Linked DNA regions of Mus musculus: region 2 is linked to region 1. Evidence: chromatin loops called from intact Hi-C (ENCODE). Cell type or tissue: left cerebral cortex. All regions are shown on one strand. Each heading gives the region's core, and the rest is flanking DNA. Links, peaks and the distances in the headings are about the cores only. Region 1 overlaps Deptor (DEP domain containing MTOR-interacting protein). Region 2 overlaps Deptor (DEP domain containing MTOR-interacting protein).

Evidence for each region. Hi-C counts contacts between places; a loop is a spot of excess contacts. Peaks named below come from ENCODE experiments on the same cell type or tissue, not always from the same donor. Only the 100,000 strongest peaks of a DNase experiment are listed, where the experiment ranks them.
Region 2: it touches region 1 in a loop (1.8-fold over the local background); 2 of 42 quality-filtered maps call a loop at or near these places.

The regions. Positions count from the first base shown.
Region 1 is chr15:55,233,046-55,238,425 of GRCm38, reverse strand. The region is part of intron 8 of Deptor (DEP domain containing MTOR-interacting protein); the gene reads right to left. Among named protein-coding and RNA genes, the nearest start is that of Gm26296, 27 kb to the left of the region's middle. In left cerebral cortex, for the core only: no CTCF peak of the experiment used is centred there; DNase peaks (open chromatin) are centred at 2,206 and 2,685; H3K27ac peaks cover 261 bases.
Region 2 is chr15:55,137,348-55,142,727 of GRCm38, reverse strand. The region is part of intron 1 of Deptor (DEP domain containing MTOR-interacting protein); the gene reads right to left. Among named protein-coding and RNA genes, the nearest start is that of Gm9920, 26 kb to the right of the region's middle. In left cerebral cortex, for the core only: no CTCF peak of the experiment used is centred there; DNase peaks (open chromatin) are centred at 3,227, 4,856 and 5,167.

The DNA of each region.
Region 1 (5,380 bases), core at 300-5,299:
ATTCCCTATACAACTTTGTCGAAGATGGCTATAAAGTATCCCTCATTCTTTCTTTCCCCATGCAATAATTTCTGTGCTGCTCAATAGAAAACAAAGTCCTTGGTCATGACAAGACAGACATCAGCAGGCATAAGATATACTAAAGAGACTCAAAACACATTAGAGATGATAAGCTACAGAGAGATGATCCAGGGAGAAGTGGAGAATTCAAACTTGGACTAATGTTTAAAATAAACCAAGAGGAAATCTGTGATTTCATTCTTTAATGTGACACAGATGTATTTTGGTCCCTAGCTCTAGGAATGTGTTGTCATGCATTTAATCTGCGTAGGTGATGGCCTTTTTAATTTGTCTCTACCTGTTGATTAAAAAAAAAAAAAAAGGTTTTACCTTTATTTATTTTTGCAAGTGTGGGCACGTGTGGGGCATTGTACATGTGTGAAGGTCAGAGGTTCCTTTCTGCCACCATGTGGGTCCTAGTCAAGTCATCAGGCTTTGGCGAGCACCTTTATCCACTGAGCCATCATGCTGAACTTGTCCCTAGCTTTTTGCGACAGTGTCTGATGTAACCCAAGCTGGGTTACAACTTGCTATTTAGTGAACAGCAAACTACTACTGTTCTCTACTCTCTACTCCTAATTCTTCTACTCGCAAGTGCTGGGATTATACCATCTGCATTCAGCTCTAGTTGGAAATCATGTGGCAAGAAAGTAAAAAGATTACATAGTAATGGGCGGTGACAACCTGGGGTTTTCTGGGTGTAGTAAAGATCTCTAGTGACTAGTATTAATAACTTGATACCTAGGAGGCAGACCTCTGGGCGTTGGGACTCTATGGATAAAGGTTAGCCCCTGAGAGTGTCTTTGAGGGACTATCTTGATTAGGTTTATTGAAGTAGGAAGACCCATCCACCAGGGGTAGCACCGTGCCCTAGGAGGGGGGCTCTGAACTGTGTACACAGGTGCATTAATTCACGGCTTTCTTTGTCTTGACTGTGGATATAATGTGACTAGCTTAGACTCCTACTGCCTTGACTTACTGGAAATGATGGGTTGTGAACCATGAGCTACAACAAATCCTTTCTCCCTTAAGTTGCTTTTGACAGGGTATTTTCTCATAACAACAGAAAAGGAACCAGGACAGCATCCTCAAGTATCCTTTGCTGGGCATTTCCAGGGAAGAGAACCTGGCAGCTGTCTACTGCTCCAGCATCCCTTTTTTTCTTTTGCAATATGTTGTCACATTCCAGATGAATAAGTTATGGATCAGAGAATGAGGCGGTCGCTGAGGCTACTTGGGACTGTCTCTGATCACGACTCATGTTGATGGGCCAAAGGGTGCTCTGGGGGGCGAACCTCAGTTGTGTAAGTGATTGTTTGGCATATAAAAAGCCAAGGGTTGTATGCTCAGCACCACATAGCAAACTGGACACACCTCTAATCCCAGCACTTGTGAGGAGGATCAGAATGTCAGTCAGAGGGTCAAAGGTCAGCCTGGGCTACCTAAGACCCAATCTTCACATATAAAACAAAACAAAGCTGAGAACAAAACAGAGTCCCACACTTGCTTCAGACTAAGACTAAAGCACTGTCTAGCACTTAGGAAGTGCACATGGCCCAGTATGTCATCTGGGCTATTCTGTCTTTGGTATACCTTTCATACAAGTCACAGACCTGTATGGAGCTAGTAGTGACTGGGAGTCCTCCAGACCTCCATTCCTACAGCATAAATGACCTCTGGTGGGGTGGCTAAACTATTTTCTTCCAGATGGAGACACTGAAGACCAGAAAAGCAGAACCATTTCTACAGATCTGAAGGACTCCAGGATAAGATGGATGATCTTAATTCTGAAGCCAGATAGACCTAGACTAGTTGGCTTTAGTTGGCTTCTGGCTCCTGCCGATTAGTTACACAACTGTGACTCAATTCTTTCAGCCTCAACAACAAAATACAGCTAATATCCAGCTGCTCAGTTGTGACAAAAATTAGAAGACATAATACATACCGGGCAATTCTCATGGCCTAGCAACAAAACCAAAAACCAAAAAACAAAACAAAAAAAAACCCAACCAAACAAAAAAAACAGACCCCCATCTCTTCTCCCTCTGCCCCTACAGAATATACCACATACAGAGCTACATCCTATGCTCTTTCTCCAGAACAGCTCCCTCCCACGCCTTCCATGTTGGCTTCCAGTGCTAAGCCACAGAACTGCTAGCCAAGACCAAACTGTCTTTATGCAAGAAAGTGATAAATTTGTAGGCTAACCCTAGAAAACAGACTTCTTTATGGATTTTTGAAAAGGCTTCCAGGAAAATCTTCCAGACAGCCCATTTCAATTTGGTCTTGTTATTTATGTCTTTTTTACAAAGTTACTGAAATTAGCCATGTTGGGTACACAGCCATGGGTCACTGAGATCTTTTTTTTAAACAGGCTCAGAGAAGAAAATACTAAACACAAGTAGTTTCTCTCCTGTTTTTTTTTTTTTGTTGTTGTTGTTGTTGTTATTGTTGTTTTGTTTTTTGGGATAGGTGTTCATACAGCTTAAGCTGGCCTCAAACTTTCTTCTATGTAGTCAACTATGACCTTGAATTTCTAATCCTCCTGTTCCTACCTCTCAAGTATCTCAAATATGGGTAATGCAGGCACATGCCACTGTGCCAGACTGGCTGGGATCAAACCCAGAGCTTCATGCAAACTAAGCAAGCACCACTTGAGCTAACATTTTTTTTTTTTCTCTTTGAAACTGGGCCTCAGGCTGGAGAGATGGCTCAGTGGTTAAGAGCACTGACTGCTCTTCTGGAGGTCCTGAGTTCAAATCCCAGCAACTACATGGTAGCTTACAACCATCCCCATCCATAATGAGATCTGATGCCCTCTGCTGGTATGTCTGAAGTCAGCTACAGTGTACTTGAAAGAAAGAAAGAAAGAGAGAGGGGGGGGGAGGGAGGGAGGGAGGGAGGGAGGGAGGGAGGGAGGGAGGGAGGGAGGGAGGGAGGGAGGGAGGGAAGGAGGCAGGGAGGGAGGGTCTCATGTAGCCAGGTTGCCTCTTTCCTCCACTTTTCTCGTACTGGGATTAGGAGGTGTGTGCCACCACCTCTGTTTCAGGAGTCTTAGCTTAAACTATTTATTTTCTGCACAAGAACCTACAGAAAATGAGACCTGGATAGGTTGGGCTCACGGAGACAACAGTGGGGACACTCAGGAGCATGCACATAATCAAATGCTCCCTTACCAGGCTGGGCTTCCCTCTGCCTTCCTGGTGGAGTCTCACCCTTGCTCACTCTTCCTCCTACCTGTGCTGAGCACTCTCTATGAACTGTCCCTTGGGAAAGTCATGAATGAGAGAGTAGAGCTTTGCAGTATTAGCTTGAGCAGGCTAACACTATATATTTCGTTTCTTCCTAACGTAGAGAGAGTCCCAGGCTCTAGCTGGCCACAGGAGACTTGTGCATGATGTCTGGAAGGTAGAAGTGAGGTGGCTACCCCTACTGAGGTTGACTAAGGTGAGAGGCAGCCGTAAAGGCACCCAGGTAGGGGTCCAGCCAGCTTATTCTGCCCCTCTGCTTGTCCACATTCAGTCTTCCCCAGTCAATAATCCCTAGAGACCAACAGTGCTCCAAGGGTCTCAGAGGCTAATGATACCAAAGCTTGGGAGAGATTCTGTCATAGGTGTCCCTTGGGGACACACTTCAAAATCACCGTGAATGAAGGACAAGCTTGGCCGATGAAGGTTTGGGGTGTGTAAGACACCAAAGTGCTTGCTGGGAGCTCCTGGCATACGTAAGTATTAGAAAAACAAATGACAGACTCAAATGCAGAGATGCCTGTATGACAGGACTTGTGGGGTAAATGCAGCAGTGCTGGGGTTCCCCAGCTTGTTCCTTGTGAGGTGGGGAGAGACAGGGTTTCCCTACATACCCCTGACTGTCCTGAAACTCGCTCTGTAGACCAGGCTAGCCTCACACTCAGAGATCTGCCTGCCTCTGCCTCTTAAGTGTTAGGACTAAGGGTATGCATCATTGTTGCCTGGCTCCAGCTTGCTCCTTTGTTTTTCTATAATGTCTAGCTCTTTATCTCACCTGCCTGCATTATGAACAAGGAGGAATCTCAGGCCCACTACCAGATCCTCTGAGATGGCTCACTGTCCTGTAAAAACCTGATGACCCGAGGTTGATCGACAGATCCAGACTCCCGAAACTTGTCCTCTGACCTCCACATGCAATGTCATGGCACGTGCACACCTATGTACAAAAATACACCTGTATGCTAATCATCATACATTTGTCAAAGGTGGAACCTATATATGGGCAGTGCTGGCAGGCCTGTGGAATAATGCTGATATGGTAGAAATGGGGATGGGGTTAACAGGAAAGGAGACACAGAGGACACACGATTGTGCTGAGCTATACTCTCACCATGCTCACAATGAGTCAAAGAACAGGCAGGCAAACCAAGAGAACTTGGGGTAGGCAGTGAACTTGGAGTCAGTAATAGCTAATAGGGATATCAGCCTGAAATCATCACAGCCAAATGGGACAACTGAGTTCCATGCAAACACAATGGGGGTGGTTTAAATAAGTTTGCCACCCCCCCACAGACTCATGTCTATGTTTGAATATGGGCCCCAAAGGAAATGGTACTATTTAGAGGTGTGGCCTCGTTTGAGTAGGTGTGGCCTTGTTGGAGGAAAGGTGTCACCATAGGGGTGGGCTTTGAGGTTTCCTATGCCTAAACTCTGCCCAGTGTGGAATCAGAGTCTCCTCCTGTTGCCTGTGGAAGACAGTCTCTTTCTGGCTGTCTTCAGATAAAGATATAGAACTCTCAAATCCTTCTCCAGCAGTATGTCTGTCTGCATGCTGCCATGCTTCCTGCTATGACAACAATCGACTGAACCCCTGAAACTGTAAACCAGCCTCAATTAAATGTTTTCCTTTTTATGGGTTGCCTTGGTCAGTGTCTCTCCACGGCAATAAAACCCTAAACAAGACACACAGGAGAATAGGAAAGGCCAAGACCACAGTTTTTTTTGTTTGTTTGTTTTGTTTTTTTCTCCTTCTTATATTCTGCTAGAGCCCTTCTCATTTCCTATATCCCTTTCTTGAGTGGTATATTTGTTAGGGTCAATGAGCCTGCATTGACATATCACTGCTGTCCAGAGTTCACAGTCTAATTCAGCTCATTGTCACTGCGCTACACTCTACTCAGGGACAAATATATACGGGCACCATTACAGTATCTCAGAGTCACTGCCTTAAAGTCCAAACCTGAGGACTGGGAGATGGCTCAGTCAGTTGTGCGTGCTGTTCAAACAGCAGGCCCGTGTTTGCATCTCTAGCACCCACATAAAAGATCAAGTGTGACGGCCTGGAACTCCAG
Region 2 (5,380 bases), core at 238-5,237, 96 kb after region 1:
TTATTAGGTAGTGTTTATCTTGAAATACTACAGAGAGAAAGAGAGAAAGAACTTCGTTTACTATCCTTTTGTGACCCCTGAGTGCAGTGCTAAAAAACTTCTTTATTTCCACTGACTCATTCTGCACAGCAGGGAGCAGGGTGACACCCCAGTCCCTCTGGCCCTACATCCCTCCAGAAGCTGGTATGTTTCTTGTTTAAGGAAACAGTAGCTTTGTGTGGTTCATTGGTAAAGAGCTTAAGAGCTTACCTAAGCAAATACATATAAGGCCCTGGGTCTATTTACCAGTGCTTGGGGTGGGGACAGGTGACAGTGTAGAGCCAGCCTAGCATGCTAGAGGGCCTAGGTGCCATTCCGAGTGTTGCAAAGAAACAACAAACAACAGATGCAGCTAGATCAGGTGGCTCATGTGGGAGGCTGGCAATGAGGATTGCTACAAATTCATAGCTAACCTCGGCTACACTGCGAGTTCAATGCTAGCTTTGGCTATCTAGTGTAAAACTGTCTCAAAAACAAAGCAAAACAAACCAAGGGAATCATCAGAGTAGGTTTACTGAGATTGCTTAGAAGATAAAGGGGCCGGGCAACCTGAGTTTGATCCCTAGACACCAGGTAAGGATGAAGAAAGTGACTCTTCCAAACTGTCATCTACACATGTGCTGTGGCAAGCACACAACACATGCATGTACACATGCGTGCATGCACGCAATAACACACATATGCTTCCTCTGTCTTATACACACACTAACAACAATAAAAATTTAAAAATGGAAGCAGATGGCGGGGAAGGGCCAGAAAGAGGGAAAAATTATACCCAGGAACGTGGGAGAGAAATGTTGATATTTTTAGATATGTGACCAGAGGTTACACATTCTCCATACCTCTGCCTCCATCTCTTCTCTTTCATTGCCAGAAACAGAAGTCTAAAAATGAGCCATGGAAATGGAATGCTCTAGAAAAAAAAAAAAAAAAGCCACTCCAATGAAGAGATACCAATCTTCACACTGCAAGCATACCCTGTTATTCTGCCTGGCATACTGGATGCTGAGATACCTGGTAGACAAACGGGATGCACAATATTGTATACAAGATACAATATAAATAGGCATGATGTCGAGGAGGGAGAGGCTGGCCACTGAGCAGGTGTTCCTGACACATAACTTCATCACTGTTCACTAATGTGCAGTTTATCTAGATCTTTTTGTTTTGAGATAGAGTCTCACTGTGTGGCCCAGGCCAGGGTTGAACCTTAGGTACTCCAGAGTTAGCCTTCTGTGCGCTTGGATTATGGGTGGGTGCCAGGACACCTACCTGATAGACCTAAATTTAAAAGCAAATAAAATTCCCAGAACCCTAGGACTTGTTCTAGAGGCAGGGTCTCATCATACAGGACTGTTGAGAAGTGTGCCCCGAGCTAGAGCTTCCCTCCCTTCAGTTTTGGCAGTGTGGGGATTTGAGAGTTTCACTATGTAGCTTTGGCTGGCTTAGGAACCCTCTAACGTAGGCCAGGCTAGCCTGAAATTCATAGAGAACTGCCTGGCTGTGTTTGAGTGATGGGAATCAAAGTTGTGGGCCACCACACCCAGCGTAAAGCCACACCTCTAACTATGCAGACTGTGAACAATGGCCTGCTTGCCATACCCAACATCCCTTTTTATTTAAAACTGCCTTCCTCAAATCCAGGCAAGGCCCAAATCCATCTCCTTGTCACTTTCCTAGAACAGAGTGCAAAAGGTGTCCCTAACCTATGATGGCCCTCGCCAGCTTTCATGGACAAGCCAAGATAAAGGACAAGGACATTTCTGTCCTTCTCATTCCACCTGGCAGGAATTAAGTGACCCTCGCCAGATGGTTCAGTCCCCCAGTTATGACAATACCTGCAGTTTTCAAACTGTCTTTGTGCAAAGAAACACTTCAACAAAGAACAATATTGAGCATTCTGGCTTAAAGGAGTTTGGACAGACGAGCCCAGAATAGTTCCCAGTTTTCCCACACATACTTTCTACATCCTTGGTCTTCCTAGAAGTCATAAACACAAAGGTTTAAAACTAGTAGACCCACACTGGATACGGTGGAGCACCTCTGTGATTCAGCACTTGGGAAGGAGGAGAAAGGAACGTTAGTTGTTCCAGGCTAGCCTCAGCTATGTAGTGAGTTTAAGGCTATACTCTGTCTCAAAAAGCAAAACGAGAAACAGACAATCACAGAACTAGTGAAGCCTGGAGATACCAAGAAAATGGGACTGGCAGGTTTGGAAAAAAAGGCAAGCTGATCAGCACAGAGAAACAGGAGTACCGAGGCTAGCCCTGCGAGGGGCAAGCAAAGCCATGTCTGGAGTGGGTTTCTCCTTCAGTTTTCCAGGTTTTCTGCCAAGACATGTGTATCCTTTCAATAATTAAGACTTGGGTGGAGGAGTGGGAATTACATGGCTCTATCCTTCCTCCTCAGCTCTCCACTGATTTCAGAGGTGCTGGGGTGGAGGTGGGGGTGAGGAGGAGACATCACCTAAGACATTTCCTATACCCTCAGGGGCTTGCGTGAGCCTGGATTCCATGCATTTGAGACTTTGCAAAGCTAGGCTCTAAGTAGGCTTCCCTCCGTGACCCAGGCTCTTCTCTCACCTCCCAACCATAAGTGTGCCTGCTTAGTGCTGGGAGCATTACGGATGGTTGTGAGCCACCATGTGGTTGCTGGATTTGAACACTTTTAATAACTCAAAAAAAACCTCGCTCTTCCAAGGGCAGCCTTGCAAGGGCACCTGCTTGGTGAACATGTTTCCACCTTGAGCTCAGCCTTGCTCCTGCTCTCCTACAGGGTCTTAGGGCCACTGGTAAAGCATGCATCAAACTGCATGACCTCTGATCCAAACATGGACACTAAGGGAACGCTGTTTATGGACTGCTACAATTCCAGTGACAGCAAATAGCAATGAGTCTCGATAACAAAATCCATCAGGGTGACCTCCGCCCAGTGGGACGCTCAGGTAAAACAGTCCTTGGATTCAGAATCAAAAGCCCCTTTCAGTATACCAATGAGAGGAAACGCCTCTACTTTATGTGAATGTTCAATCCCACTTGCCATGGTATTTAAAAAAAAAAACAAAACTTCCCATCATTCATCTCAGACAGCCGGTTCACAGGCTTTCAATTCAAGGTGATTCTGTAATTTTCTATTCCTGTCTCGCTAACCAGCTGGCTAAATTGCATCAGACAGTTCCCTGTCGCAGTCCTCAGAGAACAAACATTGCTGAAGGCAGGGTGTGAATAATACCTTCAAAATCACTGCCCATCTTCATAAGAAATGTTGGAAATATTTTTCAGAAAAACAGCTCCCTCCGAGAGGTTGCAGCAGCTTGTGGGACCCAGAGAATAAATGGGGTAGTTGAAATTGCTGTTTTTTTTCCCTTTAAAAACTGCGTCATGAATCTCAACCAAAGTCAACAGTTTAAGCAAACAACACAGAAAGCCGAACACGCAGCCAGAGTGACCCTGGTGACAAAGGAGTGGCTGACTTAAACCAAAACTGCTGACCCTTCCAGATGTTCTAAAGTGACCAAAATCTGTCCCTGGGGATCTGAGAAACCAGAGAAAGCAGGTCTCTATCACTTGTCCTTGAAAGGGTCTGAATCTAAAGCAAGAGTCTGAAACCAAAACGACATTTAACACAGAGCCTTTCCTTTTGATGTTTGAATTTGTTTTACAATTGAAACCTTCCAATGTTTCTTGGTTTTGAGATAAAGCTTCATGGTGTAGTCACGTCTGGCCTGGATGTTGCTAGGTAGACCAGGTTTATTTTCAACTTGCTGTGATCCTCCTGCCTCAGCCTCTCAAGTGCTGGGACCACAATTATGCACAACCACACCCATTTGCATAAAATGAAAACAAAAAGTCTCTTTCTAGGTTGGCATGAACAGACAATTACTGAAGGTGGGAAACTAATAGTGAACTGTGGAAGCTAGCTGACAGGTAAATGAGAATTTGGGAAACTATTCTGATATGTTTGGAATGGTCCTCAAGTGCTACTTTTCCAAGGAACCTGATCTCTCTAGCTGCTTATGTATTTTTGCTATGTGTGTGCACATATGCAGCTTCATAAGCAGATTTCTGCAAGAAATGAGCCATGGCACACATTTTACATAATTTTGTTTATTATTTATTTATTTAATTAATTTAAAGACAGGCTCTCTCTATTGTGTGGTGAGACTGTTCAGGAACTTGCTATGGAGACCAGCCTGGCCTTGAACTGCCTCCGTGATTGGCAATTAAGTGCTTGTGTTCAACATAGTTTTACGTCAAGAAATATGGATGACTTTTTCAAGACTGGTTAAAATAATAGAGCATGTAGACAGGAATAAAAATATGAAGAAAAGTGCTGAAGCGACGCCTCAGCAGTTAAGAATATACTCGTAATCCCAGCACTCGAGAGGCAGAGGCAGGCGGATTTCTGAGTTCAAGGCCAGCCTGGTCTACAAAGTGAGTTCCAGGATAGCCAGGGATATACAGAGAAACCCTGTCTCGAAAAACAAAAAACAAAACAAAGAATATATACTCGTATACTGATCCTGTGCCCAGATTTTGGTTCTCAGAGTCCACATGGGTTAGGTAGTTCACAACCACCTGTAATTCAAGCTCCAGGGGATCCAATGCCCTTTCTAATCGTTTGGGGTATCTGTAATAACGTGAGCATTCCCCACCCCATCCCAGCACACATTATACATAATTACTAAGTAATTAAAATACATCATAAAATGAATAGAAAGAAAAAATAAATCTGTAAACAGAAAAGATGTGAGTATAGAGAGGCAGAATGGGCTGGTCTCAGACCACCCACACACACACACACACACACACACACACACACAGGAGGTGGTAGGCAATGGTTTTGTGAATGAAGCACAAATATTGAATCAAAGTTCTAAAAAGAACCCTTCAAAGGCTCATGACAAATCTAGACAAAACAAATCTCTCTCTCTCTCTCTCTCTCTCTCTCTCTACCTCATTTGTTTGTTTGTGTGGTTGGTTAGCTTCTTTGTTCTGAGAGATTATCTTATGTAGCTCAGGCTGGCCTTCCAGTTGCTTTGTAGCCAAGCATGGCTTTAAACACTTGATCCAATCCTCCTGTCACAACCTCCACAGGCTTATGCCAGATGTCCAGCCATCTGTTTGACAAGTCACAGGGAAACTCTAAGACTGCAAGCATATGCAGGAAGAACATTTCTCTCAGAGTCGGCCATACCATATGCTATATGCTAAAACAGTATTTACCCAAGTAAAACAGTAATGTCCTGCTTGTGCATGGAGCCGGGAGTCATGAGAAATGACCCCCAAATACATTCCTGTGACAGGATGTATATGGTGGCTCACACCTGTAATCCTGGGTA